2 separate regions of the Homo sapiens genome follow, and region 2 is linked to region 1. Evidence: chromatin loops called from intact Hi-C (ENCODE). Cell type or tissue: PC-3. All regions are shown on one strand. Links, peaks and the distances in the headings refer to the core of each region. The heading gives the core; the rest is flanking DNA.

What was found. Hi-C counts contacts between places; a loop is a spot of excess contacts. Peaks named below come from ENCODE experiments on the same cell type or tissue, not always from the same donor. Only the 100,000 strongest peaks of a DNase experiment are listed, where the experiment ranks them.
Region 2: it touches region 1 in a loop (2.4-fold over the local background); 3 of 110 quality-filtered maps call a loop at or near these places.

What each region holds. Positions count from the first base shown.
Region 1 is chr1:239,971,638-239,981,907 of GRCh38, forward strand. It overlaps the pseudogene LOC128136. Among named protein-coding and RNA genes, the nearest start is that of CHRM3-AS1, 77 kb to the left of the region's middle. In PC-3, for the core only: a CTCF peak has its summit at 4,921 (motif pointing left); a DNase peak (open chromatin) is centred at 4,914.
Region 2 is chr1:239,909,670-239,919,939 of GRCh38, forward strand. It overlaps CHRM3 (cholinergic receptor muscarinic 3), which reads left to right. Exons shown (of 7, transcript NM_001375978.1): 7 at 1-5,781. LOC105373224 (a long non-coding RNA gene) reads right to left here. Exons shown (of 3, transcript XR_949315.4): 2 at 7,236-7,461; 3 at 4,931-6,161. Among named protein-coding and RNA genes, the nearest start is that of CHRM3-AS1, 15 kb to the left of the region's middle. In PC-3, for the core only: a CTCF peak has its summit at 5,291; a DNase peak (open chromatin) is centred at 5,422; H3K4me3 peaks cover 45 bases; H3K27ac peaks cover 2,630 bases.

The sequences.
Region 1 (10,270 bases), core at 3,362-7,361:
CTCTACTAAAAATGCAAAAATTAGCCTGGCATGGTGGCACATGCTTGTAATACAAGCTACTCGGGAGGCTGAGGCAGGAGAATCACTTGAACCCACAAGGCAGAGGTTGCAGTGAGCTGGGATCGTGCCACTGCACTCCAGCCTGGGCAACAGAGTGAGACTCTGTCAAGAAAGAAAGGAAAGAAAGAGAGAAAGAGAGAAGGAAAGGAAAGGAAAGGAAGAAAGGAAGAAAAGAAAGGAAGAAGGAAGGAAGGAAAGAAAGAAAAGAAAGAAAAACAAAGAAAGAAAGAAAAGGAGGGAGGGAAGGAGGAAGGAAGGAAGGTAGGAAAGAAGGAAAGAAAGAAGGAAGGAAAGAAGAAAGAAAGAAAGAAAGAAAGAAAGAAAGAAAGAAAGAAAGAAAGAAAGAAAGAAAGAAAGAAAGAAAGAGAAAAGGAGGGAGGAAGGAAGGAAGGTAGGAAGGAAAGAAGGAAGGATTTTTGCAAAGTTCGCACACAGACACTGAGTTCTTTGGGGATAGCAGACAATGTATACTAGACTTTGGCTATGCTAACCATGAGATGTCCACTTTCTCACACTTGTGGCTGAGACCTCCTGCTGATCGCCTGTATTCTGTCCTCCCTTGTTTCCATTATATTCTCACCATCCCATAAGCAGATCACTTGCTACCAAAAGATTCCTATCACAAAGAAGTAACATGATTACCAGATATCTTTAGTGCATTACATCTAATCGTCAAAAGATATTTTATATAGACAGATGTTTATAGATGGAGGAAGGAGAGATGAATCTGGATGCAAATCCTGAGGATGGACAAATAATTTTACAAGTTTGCACGCATCACAAGGTGTATCTCCCAGTAACTGGATTGTCTTATATTTGTTTCTTGTGTGGAATTTTCACTGGCTTCCCATTTAAATTGAAAAATAAAAGCAAATAAATATTTCTTTACAAATTCTCTAGGATTGGGCCCATGGCCTGGGCTTGCAGGGCGTGCAACTGAGCGGTGCTGGGAGGGCAGCAGAGGTGGCAACAGAGCCACCAGATCCAGTTCCGGCACCAAACCGAACACGAAGTCAGGAGGTCCAAGACTAGCCTGGGATTGGACACGGTGAATGGATATCAGACCTGAGGCATGCCAAGGAAATATTTTCAAAGTTGGAAAAGTATGTTGATATAGATGCTGGAAAGTATACCATTGGCTTGGGCCAGGCCAAGATGGGCTCCTGCACACATGGAGAAGAGATCAACTCTCTTTGCATGCCTGTGGTTCAGAATCTTATGGAGAGAAAAAATCTTTCCTACGATTGCACTGGCCGACTGGAAGTTGGAACAGAGACAATCAAGGACAAATCAAAGTCAGTGAAGACTAATTTGATGCAGCTGTTTGAGGAGTCTGGGGATATAGATATAGAAGGAACCGACACAACTCATGCATGCTATGGAGCCCCAGCTGCTGTCTTCAGTGCTGTTAACTGGATTGAGTCCAGCTCCTGGGATGGACAGTTTGCCCTGGAGTTTGTAGGAGATATTGCTGTATATCCCACAGGAAAAGTTAGACTGACAGGTAGAGTCAGAGCAGTAGCTCTGCTAATTGAGCCAAATGCAACTTTAATTTTTGAACGAGGGCTTCGTGGGACACATATGCAACGTGCCTATGGCTTTTATGAGCCTGATATGCTCTCTGAATGTCCTATAGTAGATGGAAAACCCTCCACACAGTGCTGCTTCAGTGCATTAGATCACTGCTATTCTGTCGACTGCAAAACGATCCGTGCCCAGTGGCAGAAAGACGGAAATGATAAAGATTTTACCTTGAATAATTTTGGCTTCTTGATCCTTCACTCACCATATTGTAAACTGGTGAGTTTATCTCTAGCTCGGATGTTGCGGAATGACTTCCTTAATGATCAGAACAGAGATAAAAATAGTGTTTAGAATGTCCTGGAAGCCTTTGGGAATGTTAAATTAGAAGACATCTATTTTGATACAGATGTGGAGATGGCATTTATGAAGGATAGTTCCGAACTCTCCCATCAGAAAACAAAGGCATCTTTGCTGTATCCAGTGAAAATGGAAATACGTACACATCGTCAGTATATGGTTCCCCGCAACTGTCCCAGCGCAGTACTCACCTCAGCAATGATCAGGGAAGAGACTGGAGTGTTCTCGTACGGTTCTGGTTCAGCCGCCACCCTGTACTCTCTTAAAGTTCCACCAGATGCCACACCATGGTCTGCTGTTGATAAAATAACAGCAAGCTTATGGGATCTTAAATCAAGGTGTAGCTCAAGAACTTGTGTGGTACCAGATGTCTTTGTTGAAAACATGAAGCTCAGAGAGGACACCCATCACTTGGTCAACTCTGTTCCCCGGGGCCCAAGAGATTCACTCTTTGAAGAAACATGGTACTTAGCTATGGTGGGTGAAAAGCACAGAAGAAGTTACACTCCGTGTCCTTCTCCAAATAATGACACTTGGGATGAAGGAGTCAGACTTGTGCATTCAAACACAGTAACTGATCATATTCCAAGCCCTGCTAAGACAGTGCCAAGACTCCCTGCCACAGCAGCAGAAACGGGAGCAGCTGTCATTAGTAATGGGGAACATTAAGATATTCTGTGAGGTGCAAGGCTTTGGTGTGAGGGTGGGGATGGGATTACATGTTGCTCAGATTTTTATGTGAGTGACATGGAGCCTGGATGACCATCGTGTACTTGGGAAAGTCTCTTTTCCTCAATTTGCTGACATGTTTCCCACTGTGGTCTGGCCAATGCCAAGTGCGCTTGAGTGATGTTAAGGGCTCTATAAAACTTCAGACCTCTCTAGCCATTCGTATACATGAAGTTTAGTTTTCAACCATGGTATAATGAATCCTGTCCTTCTGTCAGAGGAAAGCAGAGGTACTAATCTTCAATTAAATTTTTTTAAAACAGATAAGAATTTTGTACTTTGAACAACAAGCTTACTGAAAGTTCTAGCTTGGGAAATGTGGTCTTAAAATGTGATATGCACAGATTCTTTGACAACGGCAAGACAAGGCCAGGTGCTCTGGCTCATGCCTGTAATCACAGCACTTTGAGAGGCCGAGGCGGGCGGATTGCCTGGGCCCAGGAACTTGAGACCAGCCTGGGCAACATGGCGAAACCCTGTCTCTACTAAAAATACAAAAATTAGCCGATGGGTGGCATGTGCTTGTGGTCCCAGCTACTCGGGAGGCTGAGGTGGGAAGACCTCTTGAGCCCAGGAGGCAGAGGTTGTAGTGAGCAAAGAAAGAAGGAAGGAAGGAAGGAAGGAAGGAAGGACGGAAGGAAGGAAGGAAGAAAGAAAGAGGAAAGAGGAAAGAAAGAAAGAAAGAAAGAAAGAAAGAAAGAAAGAAAGAAAGATAGAAAGAAAGGAAGGAAGGAAGGAAGGAAGGAAGGAAGGAAGGAAGGAAGGAAGGAAGGAAAGAAAGAAAGAAAGAAAGAAAGAAAGAAAGAAAGAAAGAAGGAAGGAAGGAAAAGAGGGAAAGAGGGAAAGAAAGAGAGAGGGAAGGAAGGAAGGGAGGGAGGGAGGGAGGGAAGGAAGGAAGGAAGGAAGGAAAGAAAGAAAGAAAGTAAGAGGAAAGAAAGAAAGGAAGGAAGGAAAAGAGGGAAAGAACGAGAGAGGGAAGGAAGGGAGGGAGGGAGGGAAGGAAGGAAGGAAAGAAAGAAAGAAAGAGAAAGAGGCAAGACAAAGAAAGAAAGAGGCAAGAGAAAGAAAAGAAAGAAAGAAAGAAAGAAAGGAGAAAGAAAGAAGAAAGAAAGGAAAGAAAGAAAGAAGGAAGGAAGGAAAAGAGGGAAAGAAAGAGAGAGGGAAGGAAGAACGGGAGGGAGGGAAGGAAGGAAGGAAGGAAAGAAAGAAAGAAAGAAAGAGAAAGAGGTGAGACAAAGAAAGAAAGAGGCAAGAGAAAGAAAGAAAGAAAGAAAGAAAGAAAGAAAGAAAGAAAGAAAGAAAGAAAGAAAGAAAGAAAGAGGCAAGACAAATATACACCCTTTTTTCTAAAATTGATAAATCCTGAAGAGGAAGAAAACAGCTGAGACAATAAAACTAGTTCTGGAATCTGGAATGTTGCTTTAAATCCAGGCCAGCCGTGACAAAAGTTGTTATGGCCTCTGAACAGAGAGACGCTGACATTGGGCAGGCTTCTGGTATAGGAAACATGGTACATTCGGAAGCCGTGAATAAAGCTCTGGGTGGCTCCTGAATCGGTTCATGGCAGATTATGGTGAGCAACATTGAGATGTTATTGGAAGTGTGAATGAGGACATTCACTGTTGCGATCCTTCTTTGCAACTTATTTTGAAGAATGAATGAAACATTTTTTTGGTTGCCTTTTTAAAAATTATAAATGGAAAGGAAGGACGGAGCAGGACATTATTAGGTTGCTTCTGATGCTTCAGTGTTATAAATTCAATATATAGACTGACAGCCTAAATTCAGGATGTAGAACAGTTCTTTTCATTTTTACTTTCTCCTTTTTTTTTCTTTTGCTATCTGTTCAATGAAAATAACAAGGTACAACCCAAGTTTTTACATAGTGTAACTAGAAGTATTCCACTTCAAGGTCTGAAAGTAGGATTTATGAAGCATTTTCTTAGACTTTTACCTTTAAAAAAGAACAAACAAAACCTGTCACACAGGATGGGTAAGAAGATTGGTTACACAGCTTTGTGGTGCTGACAATGAGCCTTATAGACTGTAAAATACAGATAGTTTGAACTAAGGTACAGAACTAAATTTTCTAAACTTTATTTGCTGTTAAAGAAATAATTCCTTATTTTAAAGAAAAAAACAAATTCTCGAAGTTTATAAAACATTTATTTTCTCAAGAAGGCTCACTTGCAAACATTTTGAAGTAAACAATGTCATAGCAGTCATGCACTGCCCTCTGGTGGTCACATGAGAGCCCTGCATGACAAATGCTGCAGGGCTCTGCATTTGGCGTCAGCAAAAGACAACATTCAAATTTAGACATTGCTATGGGCTTGCAGTTAGATCATATCCCAATTTTGTAAGAATCAATGTTTGGAAGATAACTTCGAGAGGAAGTCATTGTTTCTTCATTTCACATTGTAAAAAGGAGGTCTCTTTCCAAGTGTGGTATTTCAGGGAGTATTTATTGAGCACATAGATTCCAGGGCAGAAAATAGAGACCAGGTCACCGTCTCATAGCAGGGTAGGGGGTCGGGGAAAAGGGGCAGCAGTGTTAGGAAATGTTGAGAATGACTGGCCAACATCACAACTATGTATATCTGGCTTACAGAAAATAGTATATCAAACCAAAGCCCATTGATGGAATCCTTCTGATTACTTAAACAGTATATTTTATAAAATTTAAGAACTATTACCCAACATGTCTGTATACTTTCATCTAATCTTAGACACACAGTTTTTCCAAACATGGGATCAACTTACATCCCCAGTTACTTTTCTCACTTGATATGAGCCCTAATCCATGCTATTCAATTGTTTTTGAAAATCTGATTTAATTGCTGCATAGTGTTCCTTAATACATCTTGTACACAAATTACATGCTTCCATAGCTTCTGCTGCTGTCTCCCTCCACCAACCAAATCTGCTTTATTTCTAAAAGTGGACCTCAATCACCATCTTCTGCAGGCAGCTTCCCCTTCTAGAATAATTCATGGGACTTCTAGGACTTTCACTTTATCCTTCTGTCTCTTAGGATAGCAGGCACTCCATACCATGTCTTATCTCCCTTTATATACTGAGAGCTTCTTCTAGCGCAAGGTGCTGCTAAATTAGCTCTCTGTCCAGCTCTTAGCACAGTGCTCAGAATACAGCAGACACTCCATAAAAATTGGAGAAACACAATAAATCCAAACACGTTGTTTACTGTTGCAGAGAACTCTAGTCGTCCATCAAAATCCATTCTCCCCTTCTCCGCACACACAGTTGGACTACATTTCCCAGGCTCTCTTGTGTTATGCGTGGTCACATGGCCAGTTCTTGCCAATGGAAGAGGAGTGGGATCGATGTGAGCCACTGCCAGTCCAGGCCCATAAAATCCTCCTGTGGACATTTCTTCGTGCTCTTTCTTCTTCTGCTGATGCATGCAAGTAGGGATGAGGCCCCAGATATCAAAGTCAAAATAAAATATATTGGTGAATGGGTAAATTTAAATGTTTTATTTGGGAAAGCACAAATTGCAGTTCAGGGAATACACATAGTCCAAGTGCTCTTCAGAATGTCCAAGAACAAAGAGAAGGTTGGAGGTTTTATAAAAAGAGCTATGTTATGTTTTGTTTTGAAAATAAGGTCATTGGCATAAGTAAAATTTTAGGGAATTGGCATCCTCTAATTGGTGAGTGGTGATGGTGGGTAAAACTAGTCTTAGCTTCCTGGCAGGTCATTGTAGAAACTAATAGAAAACTGGTTTCAGGTTACAGCAGGCAGTTTCAGCAGCTGGGCTTGCCGAGAATTACATTCTCAAAACAATGTTATATTCCCCGAGTGCTTTTTCCCCCTGGTCTCTGGACTCTGTTTTAGCTGGGTATGACAAGAATGACCCAATTTGCATGATCACCATTCACAGGAATGGTGAAGGCACAAGAAGGAAACACTCTGGGTTCCTGGATGACCACAGGGAGGAAAGCTGCCTCTCCAACCTGGGCACCCATCTAGCCATGCCAGGGGGGTGCAAAATACAGTGTTATGCCACTGAAATTGTTTATTCAATGTAACCTCATTAATACAGCTGCTTACAAATTCGATCACAGGATAACTTACATAGTCATCTCTGTGTCACATTTAAAATGACAGAAGTCAGTCAGACCTTGCCAATGCTGCCCTTCCATTGACCCTGCTATTCTGACCCAGCCACTTTACCTCATAGAACTTCCGTCCCTCATAATATTTTAAATCTCTGCTTCATAAACGTTGACGTCAGAATTATACCAATATTTTAAAAGTTGAGGAGCAACTTTGAGAGTAAACTTCAATAGTACTTTTAATTATTTAATACTTTTTAAATATAGCACATGATATGGTTTCCTGTGTCCCCACCCAAATCTCATCTTAAATTCCCATGTGTTATGGGAGGGACCTGGTAGGAGGTAATTGGATCATGGGGGCAGGTCTTTCCCATGCTGTTCTTGTGACAGTGAATAAGTCTCATGAGATCTGATGGTATTATAAGGTGGAGTTCCCTTGCACAAGCTCTCTCTTTGCCTACCGCCATCCACGAAAGATGTGACTTGCTCTTCCTTGCATTGCACCATGATTGTGAGGCCTCCCCAGCCATGTGGAACTGTAAGTCCATCAAACCTCTTTCTTTTGTAAATTGCCCATTCTCATGTATGTCTTTACCAGCATCGTGAAAACAGACTAATACCGTAATCAGTATCAGTAGAGTGGTGCACTGCTGAAAAGATACCCAAAAATGTGGAAGTGACTTTGGAACTGGGTAACGGACAGAGGTTGGAACAGTTTGGAGGGCTCAGAAGAAGGCAGGAAAATGTGGGAAAGTTTGGAACTCCCTAGAGCCTTATTAAATGGCTTTGCCCAAAATGCTGATAATGATATGGACAATGAAATCTAGGCTGAGGTGGTCTCAGATGGAGATGAGGAACTTGTTGGGAACTGGAGCAAAGGTTACTCTTGTTATGTTTTAGCAAAGAGACTGGCAGCATTTTTCCCCCACCCTAGAGATTTGTGGAACTTTGAACTTGAGAGAGATGGTTTAGGGTATCTGGCAGAAGAAATTTCTAAGCAGCAAAGCATTCAAGAGGTGACTTGGGTGCTGTTTAAGGCATTCAGTTTTAAAAGGAAAATAGAGCATAAAATTTTGGAAAATTTGCAGCCTCACAATATGATAGAAAAGAAAAGCTCATTTTCTGAGGAGAAATTCAAGCAGGCTGCAGGAATTTGCATAAGTAATGAGGAGTTGAATGTTAATCACCAAGACAATGGGGTAAACGTCTCCAGGGCATGTCACAGACCTTGGCAGCAGACCCTTCCATCACAGGCCCAGAGGCTTGGGAGGATAAAATGGTTTTGTAGGCAGGCCCCAGGGTCCCCCTGTTGTGTGCAGCCTAGGGACTTGGTGCTCTGCATCCAGCTGCTCTAGCCATAGCTAAAAGGGTCCAAGGTATAAATCGGGCTGTGGCTCTAGAAGGTGCAAGTGCCAAGTCTTGGCAGCTTCCACGTGATGTTGAGCTTCCAGCGCACAGAAGGAAGAATTGAGGTTTGGGAACCTCCGCCTAGATTTCAGAGGATATATGGAAATGCCTGGATCTCTAGGAAGAAGTTTGCCACAGGGGCAGGGTCCTCATAGAGAACCTCTGCTAGGGCAGTGCAGAAGGGAAATATGGGTTTGGAGCCCCCACACAGAGTCCCTACTGGGGCACTGCCTAGTGGAGCTGTGAAAAGAAGGCCACTGTCCTCCAGCCCCAGAATAGTAGATCCACTGATAGCTTGCACCATGCACCTGGAAAAGCCATAGACACTCAATGCCAGCCCATGAAAGCAGCTGGGAGGGAGGCTGTACCCTGCAAAGCCACAGGGGCAGAGCTGCTCAAGACCATGGGAACCACCTCTTGCATCAGCATAACCTGGATGTGAGACATGGAGTCAAAGGAGATCATTTTTTTGGAACTTTAAGATTTGACTGCCCCACTGGATTTCAGACTTGCAGGGGGCCTGTAGCCCCTTTGTTTTGGCCAATTTCTCCGATTTGGAATGGCTGTATTTACCCAATACCTATACACCCATTGTATCTAGGAAGTAACTAACTTGCTTTTGATTTTACAGACCCATAGGCAGAAAGGACTTGTCTTGTCTCAGATGAGACTTTGGACTGTGGACTTTTGAATTAATGCTGAAATGAGTTAAGACTTTGGGGACTATTGGGAAGTCACGATTGGTTTTGAAATGTGAGGACATGATATTTGCGAGGGGCCGGGGATGGAACGATATGGTTTGGCTGTGTCCCCACCAAAATCTCATCTTGAATTCCCATGTGTTGTGGGAGGAACCCGGTGGGAGGTAATTGAATCATGGGGGCAGGTCTTTCTCGTGCGGTTCTTGTGAAAGTGAATAAGTCTCATGAGACCTGATGGTTTCATAAAAAGAAGTTTTATTGCACAAGCTCTTTCTTTGCCTGCCTCCATCCATGTAAGATGTAACTTGCTCTTCTTTGCCTTCCACCATGATTGTGAGGCCTCCCCAGCCATGTGCAACTATGAGTCCATTAAACCTCTTTCTTTTGTAAATTGCCCAGTCTTGTGTATGTCTTTATCAGCAGTGTGAAAATGGACTAATACAGCACAGTAAACCAGTTATAATTTGTTCATTACAATTTTTTGATTCAGTTTATTTGGAATTTACTGAAAATGTCTGTATGAAGATCAATTATGTTTTATATAAATAACTTGACTTCTCTTACACATCATGATTTGCTGACTATAGATTCTGCCTTTTAAGTTGTCCCAAGGTGTTATTATTTCTATCTTGTTAAGCACTTTTGGTCAAATAATGCATATCAAATATTTTTAAAAGTATTTATCTCCCACCAATTTTTTGTCAATGGTAATTTTTACCATGTGCAACTTTCACGACTACCAGTTTTATTTTGACCTCCAGTAATATTCACTATGGAGGTCAAAGTATCCCTGGGGACAATATGGTGAGGTGAAAGCATTCTACTTCTTTCATTTACAGAGGTTCAATTCTGTCCCTGTTTAGGAACATGCCTTTTGCTCAAAAGTCTCCACAATCTTCCACCTCTGCCCACCCATTTAGGCTATAAAAGAAGATTTTCTAAGAGCTCCTCTGGCCACTTGTCAGGAGGTCAAAGGTAGCCCAGGGTGGACCAAAGCAAGCCAGTCCAATCCAGGCCATGCCTGTGAGCCCACTTGGACAGACCCAAACCCTCTGCCTGAGTGTGGGGGAAAGGGAACCTGAGGGGAAGGCCCGCTCTGGCAAGAGCATGTTGGTGGTGATTGTAACCCTGGTGGTCCTTTTCATGTTCTTCCTCATATGAGGGATGGCAGGGAGTGCTGGAGAGGCTCCTATCTGCCCCCATGTCAATCCTGGGCCCTCAGACTTCCATCTCCTCTCCTCCCAAGGTGGACATCTGTGACACAAGGTTATGTGTGCAGTCAGGGAGCAGAACCAGTCCAACAATGGCCAGGCAAAGCTCCAGTGCTTTCTACTGGCTACCAGGCAGGCACTGCCTTTACTGAACTCGAGGCAGGAGATCTACAGGGAGCTGGTCAACAGGCCCTCTACT
Region 2 (10,270 bases), core at 3,476-7,475, 62 kb before region 1:
TGTGGTTCCAAAATTATTTCATACGTTGCAAAGCTGAATCTTCTTGTCCCAATAGAGCTTCCTGTCTTTTCTTTGGTGTGTTGTTAAACTCTATTTGTGGACTTGATTCTTGATTCTTGCAAAGTACTGTTTTGTGCAGTTCAAGTTTCGTACAAATAAAAATACTTAAGTATATATATATGTGTGAGTTCTGCACGCACACACATAGTGTATATAATATCATGGGAAACACTGAACTGGCAAATTATTCCTGCAACATACGCTTTCAGTACTTTGGTAACTGAAGTTCTCTAGGATCCTAATGCAACATTAACGTGAAATAAGCCCAGTGTAATGTTTTTGAAACCAGGGCTGTTTTCCACAGAGAGCAGCCAGGCCTTCCCAGCAGGTCTGTGCAGAGCGGACAGGCTCGTGAGTCAGCTGAGCGCCGTGGCTTCGCCAGACTTGGTGTTAAGCAACCTCCTTTGTTGATGTCTCAACAGAGCTAAATCGGGGCCCCTCTGAGCTCAAAGAATGAACCACATCCACACGTTTGAATTTAATCATCTAAATCTGAATGTTTCAGAACAAAATTTCTGCTATCTAAACTGCTTGAAACTCAATAATAGTGTCACGTTTGAATGTCATACACAGCAATATATATATATGTGTATATATATATATATGGCAAAGCAAAAAAAAAAACATGGTAAGAGAGAATGAAGGAGAACATTGTGTTTGATTCTTGCTGAATGGCACCTTCTCAAAGAAAATAGGGCTTGCACCTTTGTTAATCAGCTGTGGCCAGTGCTTTCTGGTGTTCATTGTGTAACCTTCACCCAGGAATAGGTGAGGTTTTAGGAAGTTACATGTCCTCTGAAGAAAGAATTACACTCTGAAAAGTAATGCTTCAAATTGATTTCCTTACCTTTTGGGAAAAAAAAAAAATTGTTTTTTTGCATTCTCCCTTGAATTGACCAAAATGTTAACTGTTTCATTTGGGGAGGGGATGGGGTGCTGCCATCATTGTCGTTGTTGTTGCTGCTGTAGCTGTTGGGGTTTCTTTTCCTGTTGCCGGGGCTGTTTGGGGAGAGGGAGGGGAGGGAGGTGGGAGGGCCGCGGAGATATCTTCCCTTTGTACAGGGCATTCGTGTTGTGAACCCAGAGCTGGGTAGAAGCTGCTTTTGTATTCAGTGTGAGGTGGTGTTTACAGACGACTTTGACAACAGTAGAAGTGTACTCAGTGGTGTCTGTGTATCTGAACTATTTAATTTCGTGTTATGTTTATATGCAGAAATATTTATGGATACTACACCAAGTGTTTATTTAATGTTGATAAATATGACTCTTCAGTCGTCAGCCATGGTGTCCTTTCAAAGTGATTCTTTAAGGTCCACTTGAGCAATGAATAGAGTATATTGGAGCTTTCCTGTGGCTAAGAAGAAGAAACATGTCATCCTGTTGGCATCACCAAGCACCTAACTCTTTCTAGGTAATAAAAAGTCAACGGTCACTTCAACGTAAATGTTTAAAACCACTCTTTAGTTAAATCTGATGGGAACTGAACAAAGCTCCACCATTGTGTCTGAAATCATTTTACACAGGGAAAAAAAAAAACAATCAGCATAATTGTAAGAATGATTTTTTTGGGCCCACATTCAACCAAAGAACAAGAAAGAAACAGACGATTTTCTAATATGTACACAGCAAACTACAGAATGTCATATTATCCACCTGTGAAACATCTAGTAAGCAATTGCATCTATATTTTATTTCTCAAGTTGGCCTGGCACTAATAAATATGTGAAAGCTTATTCAAGTGTCCCAGTACTTCAGCACTTCCCATCCTTTTGGAAACTCCTATCTTGCCTCCCTCCCAAAAGGGCTGTTTCTTTTATTAAAAAAAAAAAAGAAATAGAATTAAATTTGAGAAAAGGAGAAACCCTGAAATTTAACAGAACTTTGAGAGTCACTTCCAATCTCCTTAAACATGATTATCTCCTTATCCTTGTCCTTTTGTGATGCTAATAATAGCAGAAAAGGAACAAATCCAAGACTCTAGGTCTCCCTTTTTTGTTTTACTGGTTTTATTATAGAATTGTTTTTAAGCCTCTTATGGATGAAAGCTGCATTTAAATACTATCTACTGATTTTATAGAAAGGTATGTCCATTTCTTGGGTCACTTTCAGAGAAAGAAAACAAGCAAAATAGGTTCTTTTGAATATGAATAATTTAAAAGCATAATTGAAGATGTAGTGAGTATTTATAATTGGACCTTAGTTACACGTGCATTTCTCAAAGGGCTTGTCATTACAGGAGATATTCAGCACTTACCTAAGATCAAAATGTCTTCATCCCAAATTGGGAATCGAATTATTTCATGCCATATGCATGAGGTTTGCAGACATTTCAAGATTAGCCACTTTGCTTGAAAGAAGAAAATGATCAAACCTAAAATAAACTACACATGGAGAATCTCTCTCTCTCTCTCTGCCTCTCTCTCTCTCTTTCTCCCTCTTCTTCCTTCTCTCTCTCTCACAAGCACACACACACACACTCAATCTCCATTCTCCAGGCATTGCCAGATGGTTAGGAGAAGTGAGCTCTCTCTGGTCCCCTAGATCCCTCGGCTCTGCTCTCCTTTGCCCATCAGCTCCCTGTGGCCTCTATGCTAGTCCTCCCTATTCTCCTAGTCACCCTTTGCCTCTTAAGCCCAGCCTTGACTCTCTACATATTTTTCATTTCTCTTTACCCTTTAGTGTACAATAGTTGTAGACTCTGACGGAATGAAAACAAACAAGAAGCCTAAGCGTTAGACCCTGCTGTGGCTAAAGATCTAGAAGGCATATCAGTTTTCTCTGTCAGGCTTCCTACGTTGCCCTCGTGCAGGGCTCATTGCTCTGCAGAGCGCTGGAAGCCCCTTCATGTATCGAGAGAGAAGCTGGAGCACAGAGCTCTGATGCACAGTTGGCTGTTTCAGCTCTGACTCAGGGAGGAAAGAAGGATGCCAAGGCTCTGTCACAGCGGAGAAGTCTAATACCAGAGTGGCACAGAGAAGGATTCCAGGGATCAGTCAGGGTGTCCTGTACCTATCTGAGTAGAGATGATTCAAGGATGGGGACATATTCCAGGAAATTGCACAATCTTCCCCTGGCAGCTTCAGAGGACGAGTGAAAATAGTGCAGTATAGTCAAAGAAGCAATGAATTTAGGATGAGGAACCTGAAGTTTCTGGACCAGTTTGGTCACTGCTTAGTTACATGTCCTTAGGAATGCTTGTCACTTAACCTAAACTTTCTGGGTTTTATCCTCATTGCTCAAACTAAGCAACAACACCGAAGCTTCTCTAATTTGCCTTCTGATGCCAAATCGGTCAAAACTGAGGTCAGCAGCTACCATGACGAAAGTAAAATGGTATATTGGGTGAATGTTTGAAAATTTCAGATTTTATATTCTGTAAAGTTATTTACTTACTCTATTTCAACACCACAAAATCTTGAAATTTGGAAGGTAACCAAGGAAGCTTTGAAATTTGTTGGCAAACCCGGAGTAGTATGGTTTCAAATACCACTCCAACCCAGCACCTGAGGTCGGGCAAACTCACAAAATAGAGTTTCTAGGTAGCAGGTGTTTGCTTTGGTTTTGCAATAGCATTTCTCATAACAGAACTGAAACTGTATAGATTACAACACTCCAAAGTTATTTTTTTTTAACCTAAAGAACCCTACTTCTAGCACCTCCTCTGAAAGAATATTTTGCTCCAATACCACGTGCAACAAACTTATTTAGACAGTATCAACTCTAGCCCTTAATAGGTTCAAGGACAAGTTTACTGCTTCCTTTCTACACGCTTAAGTTACACTCTCTTCTCCTGTTCTGATGACTCTAAATCTTCAGCCTCTCCCAGCATTAATGTGTGAGTCAACATTGCAGACCTGAGAAAGGTTTCTAGAATGGTAACCCAATGTTCTTTAGAACTGGAGAATTCCATTTTCCTTTTCTGGCTTTAGTGTTAATGTCTGGGAAGGGAGGCTCATGATAAGAAAATAAAAATGAGAAAAGAAGATCTAGTTCATAAAATGACTATACCCCACGTAAGTTTGTAACTGCACAGTGTTTTGTTGTACGGCTCAGAAATGAGCAAGTGTTAGTATTATTAGGCACACATCACGTTCACAGCTTCGCGCAGAGACGGATAGTGTATTTGGATATATGGAAGTCATCCAAATGCGTTGCTAGAATATCAGGCCTATGTTTGTTCTGGTAGAACCACAGAGACTCACACAAAGTTCTGACCCTACCACTCTGGTCTGGGCTGAGACCACCCCAAAAAATCATCTAGAGAATCAAAGGGGCTCACATCTCAGTTGCATTCTATTTAAAAGATAAAGGGGCCATACTCTCCACTGCAAAGAAGCATTAGTAAAACTTCCCGCACCCAAATTATAATCCGGCAACCCTAGCTTCAGCTAAAAAGATTATCCCCAGAATCTAAAAGCTTACTATTGTTCTTTCTTGGAGTCCAAAATGCTTAGCAGTTCTGCAGTTCACATACAAAACTCAAAACTCTTTTTATCCTGTATTCTGTGAGTTCCTTGATGATAGTAATTGGGTCTTATTCATCACTCTGTATCCTGTGGCTCACACAGAATCTGGCAAATTGCATATATTCAATAAATGTTGAATATCTAATAACCTCCTTATTAATATAACAAATATTATCAACATTCTGTGCACATCAATGTCCCATGCTGCTACTGTAGTCAGGAGTTATTTGGCTGGGAAGTGGAAAGTGTTCACAAACATGATGCTTATCTAATAAAATATCACTGAGCAATAAGGAGAAATATTTTAAATAGATTTGAAGTTGTGAACAAATAATTTAGAGTCCAAAGAGGAAAAAGAAAATTAACTCTGTTTTTTATCCCTAGAACTCAGAAACTTTACTGGATTGGTCAACAAAGACAAACTTTTTATTGTATAAAACAGTAGAATTCATGGAAGGGATAATTCTTTTGGAACAGGCTTCTCGGTTACTTGCCTTAGTAAAAGAAGTATCTGGAGGGCCTGGAGAGTTCATAAACATAGTTTTCTGTGCAAGTGAAGATCTGTAGTTTGGCTTAAAAATCCTTGCATGTAGTTTTGCTTGGCGTGGAAAGTTATTAGGAGACAATCCTTTATCCTGTTCTGCAAGCAATCAAACACATGATCTCCCTTCTAGCCATTCCTCATCCAGTACATGGGCATTTCCAGCCTCCTACATGTAACACTTCAAACTTCCTCTGGGCGTCTGCTTAGAGCTATGTGATGGCCACAGTTTGGGCAAAGCCCTTCTTTCTTTTAAATATAGGAACTGTTACCAAGTTTGGTGCAGGCTTGAGGAATAATTACATAAAAATGGGCTTCCACGATGGTGAATCAGCATGCTGATTTCTCTTGGCAGGAAGCTCTCAGGGAAATGTCTGTGAATCATTTAAAGATGCTCTCTGGTGGATAGAGAAACCGCAGTCCAAAAACAGATGGGTGTATATTTGCTTTGTAAGCAAAGGGCATGTATCATACTCGCATCTAAAACAGTGTCCACATCTTTGCCAAAGGCACTGAATTTTACCTTTTTTTATTACCTCGTGGCCAGCACTTCCTCAGTAGGCATTTCAGGTGTGTCACAAACCATGTTCATTTTTAATCTTGAAAAAGTCAATCGTCTGTAGTCTGTACTATAAAATGATGCCTGCAACTTTGTGGTGAATATTATCCCCAAGTTAACAGTGAAATAAGTAAATAAAACTATTATTGAACAAAGAGTGTGGTTTGCTTTTATTTAACCCAGGGCCTATAATACAGCCACAGCTTTTTATTGTATAAAAGGGTAGAATTCATTGAAAGGATAATGCTGAACAGACTGCTGTTTGCCTTGTCTTCCCTTTCTTTTTCACATGCAAAAGAACTTTCTTTAACAACTATCATCATACCATCATAATCCAAATACTTCCTGAGTATATACAGGTGTAAACTATAGCTACGCATATAGTCCTTACTCCAAAAGTGCATGTGAAGAAAAATATTTGTCTGTAGACACATAACATGGAAGGGAAATTTTCTCTTTTGTAAGGAATGCTTACCTTTTTTTCTTTTCAGGTGTATTTTTGTTTCTTTTAGACTCCACAGAAAATATTTTCCCACTGGAAAAAAGAAAAACAAGCTTCATATTTTATTACACTGACTTTAAAATTGCTGGAAGTGAAGGTACAAAGAAGTTACTCTGGGCGAGAAATGACATTTTTTTGAATGGCATGCCTGGTCACTTCATGATTCTTTTACTGCTTCTTAAGCTGACCCATAGAAACCAACCATTGCCTCTTTGGTCTTTAGTGCAAGAAAGAACAAGGAGGAATGTGAGAGAGAGAGAGAGAGAGAGAGCTAGCTATAAATACAGCTACATATGGAGAGAGAGAGAGAGATAGTATATACACATATATATATTTTTTTCTCTCCCTCACAACTTTTTCTGCCAGTCATTACATCTTCATGTCTTCATCCTCAGTTTACAATTTGAACCTGTGCTCACTGAAACATTGGGCATCCCCTCTCCGTCTCTGTTTTGCTATTTCATGCTATTACACTTACCATTTAGGTCAATGTAGGTGGCCAGAAAAGGAACTGCTTTTCTCACTACTCTATCATAGTAGACATTTTTACATAAAACTCATATGAGATTTAAGAAGAAAAGTTTTCTATTGTGTTAAAGTCTTCCTTAATTTGCTGCACACATTTATGCAATATGAAATCTTGACTACGGAAAGAAACATTGGCTAAAATTATGGAAGATTCATAAACCATAAGAATATGTCAATGTTGGAAATACCCACTAAGTATGAGTTGACTTTTAACTGAAAAGTACTTTGTTGGGAGTTGATAGATAGCTTTTGGGGGAGCTTTGCCGCTTCCTTATCCAAATGGTTACATGGAGAAGAAATTTTACAAAATACGACCAATAAATTGATTTAAATATTTTCTGCAATTATTATTTTATTTGAACTGAGATATTTCACCCTTGAAATAAATGTTTCTGTCACAGGAGTCAGATATATTTTTTAACTATCCAGCATCTTTTTAAAAGCATTAAAAATTAACTTAACTTAAGCAATAAGCATAAATGATCTTTCGTTGAAATTGAATCTCACCTAAAAAGACTTGGAAGAGTATAGAGAGAGAGAACTTTTTTGAAAAGACGACCTGTGGTCCAGTGCACTTACAGAGTCATGAAGAGGATGCAGCCAGCTACGGCTTGGAAGTGGAAGTTCCTTGGTCTAATCATGGTCATTCTTGGCCTTTTTTGCCTACCACCCCTTCACTTTAATTCTTGCTTCTGTTTCTTGGAGATGCCATGTGCATATTTTAGTGGAACTTGTCATTCTCCATGAGAATTAAACAACAGCACACAGGTTATGAAAAGGCAGAAGGATCCTTCATAGGAACAGTCTGTAAAAGATTGGTTTTCATTTCAGTTATATGGAGGATAATGATGAGAATCACGTTGGAATGAGAGCCTTGAATTACAGAGACGCTCGCTGTCTTTAGCAGTGTTTCTGAAGAGAGTATTTTAGCCGTGGTTTATAAGAGTAGAATTACTAACTCAATCTTGCAACAAAAGGGAAAGAGAGTTGTCGAAGGCAAGGCTGCCAGTGAGAGATGTTCCTGACATTTCAACTCACATCTCCAACCCCCAAGTTTTTATTCTGCCTATTTTGACACCAATCATTTGCCAATTCGCTATTGGGAAATATCTGAGAAATCAGAAATCTCTGCAGGAGGAAAAAACTGCCTTCAGACCCCAGGAAAAATAATCCAGGTGCTTTCATCGGGCTGGATATTTTTATTAGGACCCAGAGGGTGTCTTGTGATTCCCATATGCTGAGCATGCAAACCTCAGTAGACCAAAGATGAGTAAGATGCACCTGAAGACCACACGTGAGCTCTGAACCCCTGGTAACACCCAAAACATGATGGGCTCATCAGCATGTAAGCAAAGATTGACCCCAAAAAATGATGCTTGCATCAGTTTTTAAAACCTTTTGATCGCTACCTTAGTGTTCCTTTGTAATTCTTTAAAAAAAAAAAAGATTGCATCATGCTTCTCTTTATAGAGTTTCTCTTCGTTCTAGACAGTGCAGTGGGCTAGGATATTTACATGAAAATCCACTATTAATGTTCTGGATTCACTCAGTGACATGTCTGTCATCATAATATCCTGTCTATAATGCATGCATCTATCAGACTTTTTCCCTAATTCATATTACCAATTGTTCTTTCCCATTAAAAAATGGGACTTCGATTTTTCAGAAGTCCTTTATTTTTCTTTTTAAGGGAAACTATTTTTAATATCCATGTAGGCTGTGTATCTATTTGGCTTAATCTCAGCCAATGTTTTTGTCATGACACTTACTAAACGCTCCTTATCTTAACTAACTTACCTTTCTGAATCAAACCATTCTCCTTCAAGCAATTAATTCATAGAGATGACAAATTTGTGATTTGTCTTCTGATACAAACAGCCACTTAGAAGCTACAAATCAGGTAGAAAGTGGAATGTGGTATATTCATATCAGAGGGATGATTCTTTGACATTTAGTTTGATAGGGCAAATGGAATTTTGATAATATTCTAGCTTATTAAATTTTTGACCCACTGATAAAAACAGATCTCTAAGTGTGACAACTCCCCTATTCTGTCTTCCACAAAACAAAGTGCCTTTAAAAACCTGTCTGCTATAACCAGTTCCACCTGCAGGATGGATAATGTTAGAAGTTATTGACTACACTATTGTGCTGCCTGGGTTAGCTTGAAATGGAAACAATCAACAGCGGTTCAGACCAAAATGTAGAAGAACAAAACTAACAAAGACAACAAATGAAAACCAATACTAACCACCGTCTGCAGTGAGTTCCTTCAGCTGTGACTTTTCAGGGAAGGACCTCCTCTGAAGTTAACTTCAGAACAATATAAAAAGGCCAATCCTTTGCCAGTGGGCCAGAAGTAAATATTTTCCCAGATACTATTGTGTAAAATCATTCCCACACTTGCTGTGGAACCAGTGCCATTATCTTTAGGTGTTGGAAGTAGAGGAAGTCGTTGTGGGGCCTCAGGAAATGATACGATAAAAGATGGCTCCCTGCACACCTCCCTCCTTACTCCACCAATCCACGCCCCCACCAGCTTCCAGTTCAGACCTGCTAGGGCAGAACTATCACAGAAACCCAGATAGAAAACTTGCCAGAATTCTACTCCCTTTTTGATTGTAAGAGAAACAAACAGTACACGTCTAATACAAACTTTCCTTGCCAAGATGGGAAAACTGAGTTAATAGTCCAGGCTTTCTCTCTGCTCATTTCAACCTGTGCACAGTACCCCAACTCCCTAACGTGTCCCTTAACCCAGAATTAAGTGTCACCTTCATATGTACTTTCTTTTTTCTTTTGGTTTTTTTACTCACTTTCTCTGCTGCCCAGGCTGGAGTGCAGTGCCATGGCCTCTGTTCACTGCAACCTCTGCTTCCTGGGTTCAAGTGATTCTCCTGCCTCAGTCACCAGAGTAGCTGGATTACAGGCACGTGCCACCATGCCTCGCTAATTTATTTTTGTATTTTTAGTAGAGACGGGGTCTCACCATGTTGGCCAGGCTGGTCTCTAACTCCTAACTTCAAGTGATCCACCCACCTCGGCCTCCCAAAGTGCTGATATTACAGGCGTGAACCACTGCACCCAGCCCGTATGTACTTTCTAATACACTTTAAGACCTTCATGTTTCTGAAGTAAAAAAAAAAAAGAAAAAAAATCAATTTGTGTACTATGAAGCAGATTACAGCTCCTGTTAGCTAAGTGGCAGCACAGTAGGTGACTTCAGAAGATGGAACCAATGTGTAAAAACAGAGAGATAAAGACCATTAAAGAGAAAATAAAAACCATTTATTAAGAGATAATGAGGTCATTTTATACTGTCAGGATTCTAAAATAATATTAAGATCCACTCAATGCACATCATAGATTGTGCCACCCTTTCTAGAATATCATAGATTTTTGAGTTGGAAGGGAACTTTTAAATATTCTCCAATCAAATTTATATTCAATGCAGGGGGCCCTCCTACAGCATCCTTGACAACTGGCCTCCAGGATTCTTTGTAAATAACTGCAATGACAAAAAAAAATCTACATAATAAATTAAGCAGGCCACTTTGTGTTTAGATAGCTTCATTTTATCCACCAGTTCTCATCTTCTCTTCTAGGACACTGCT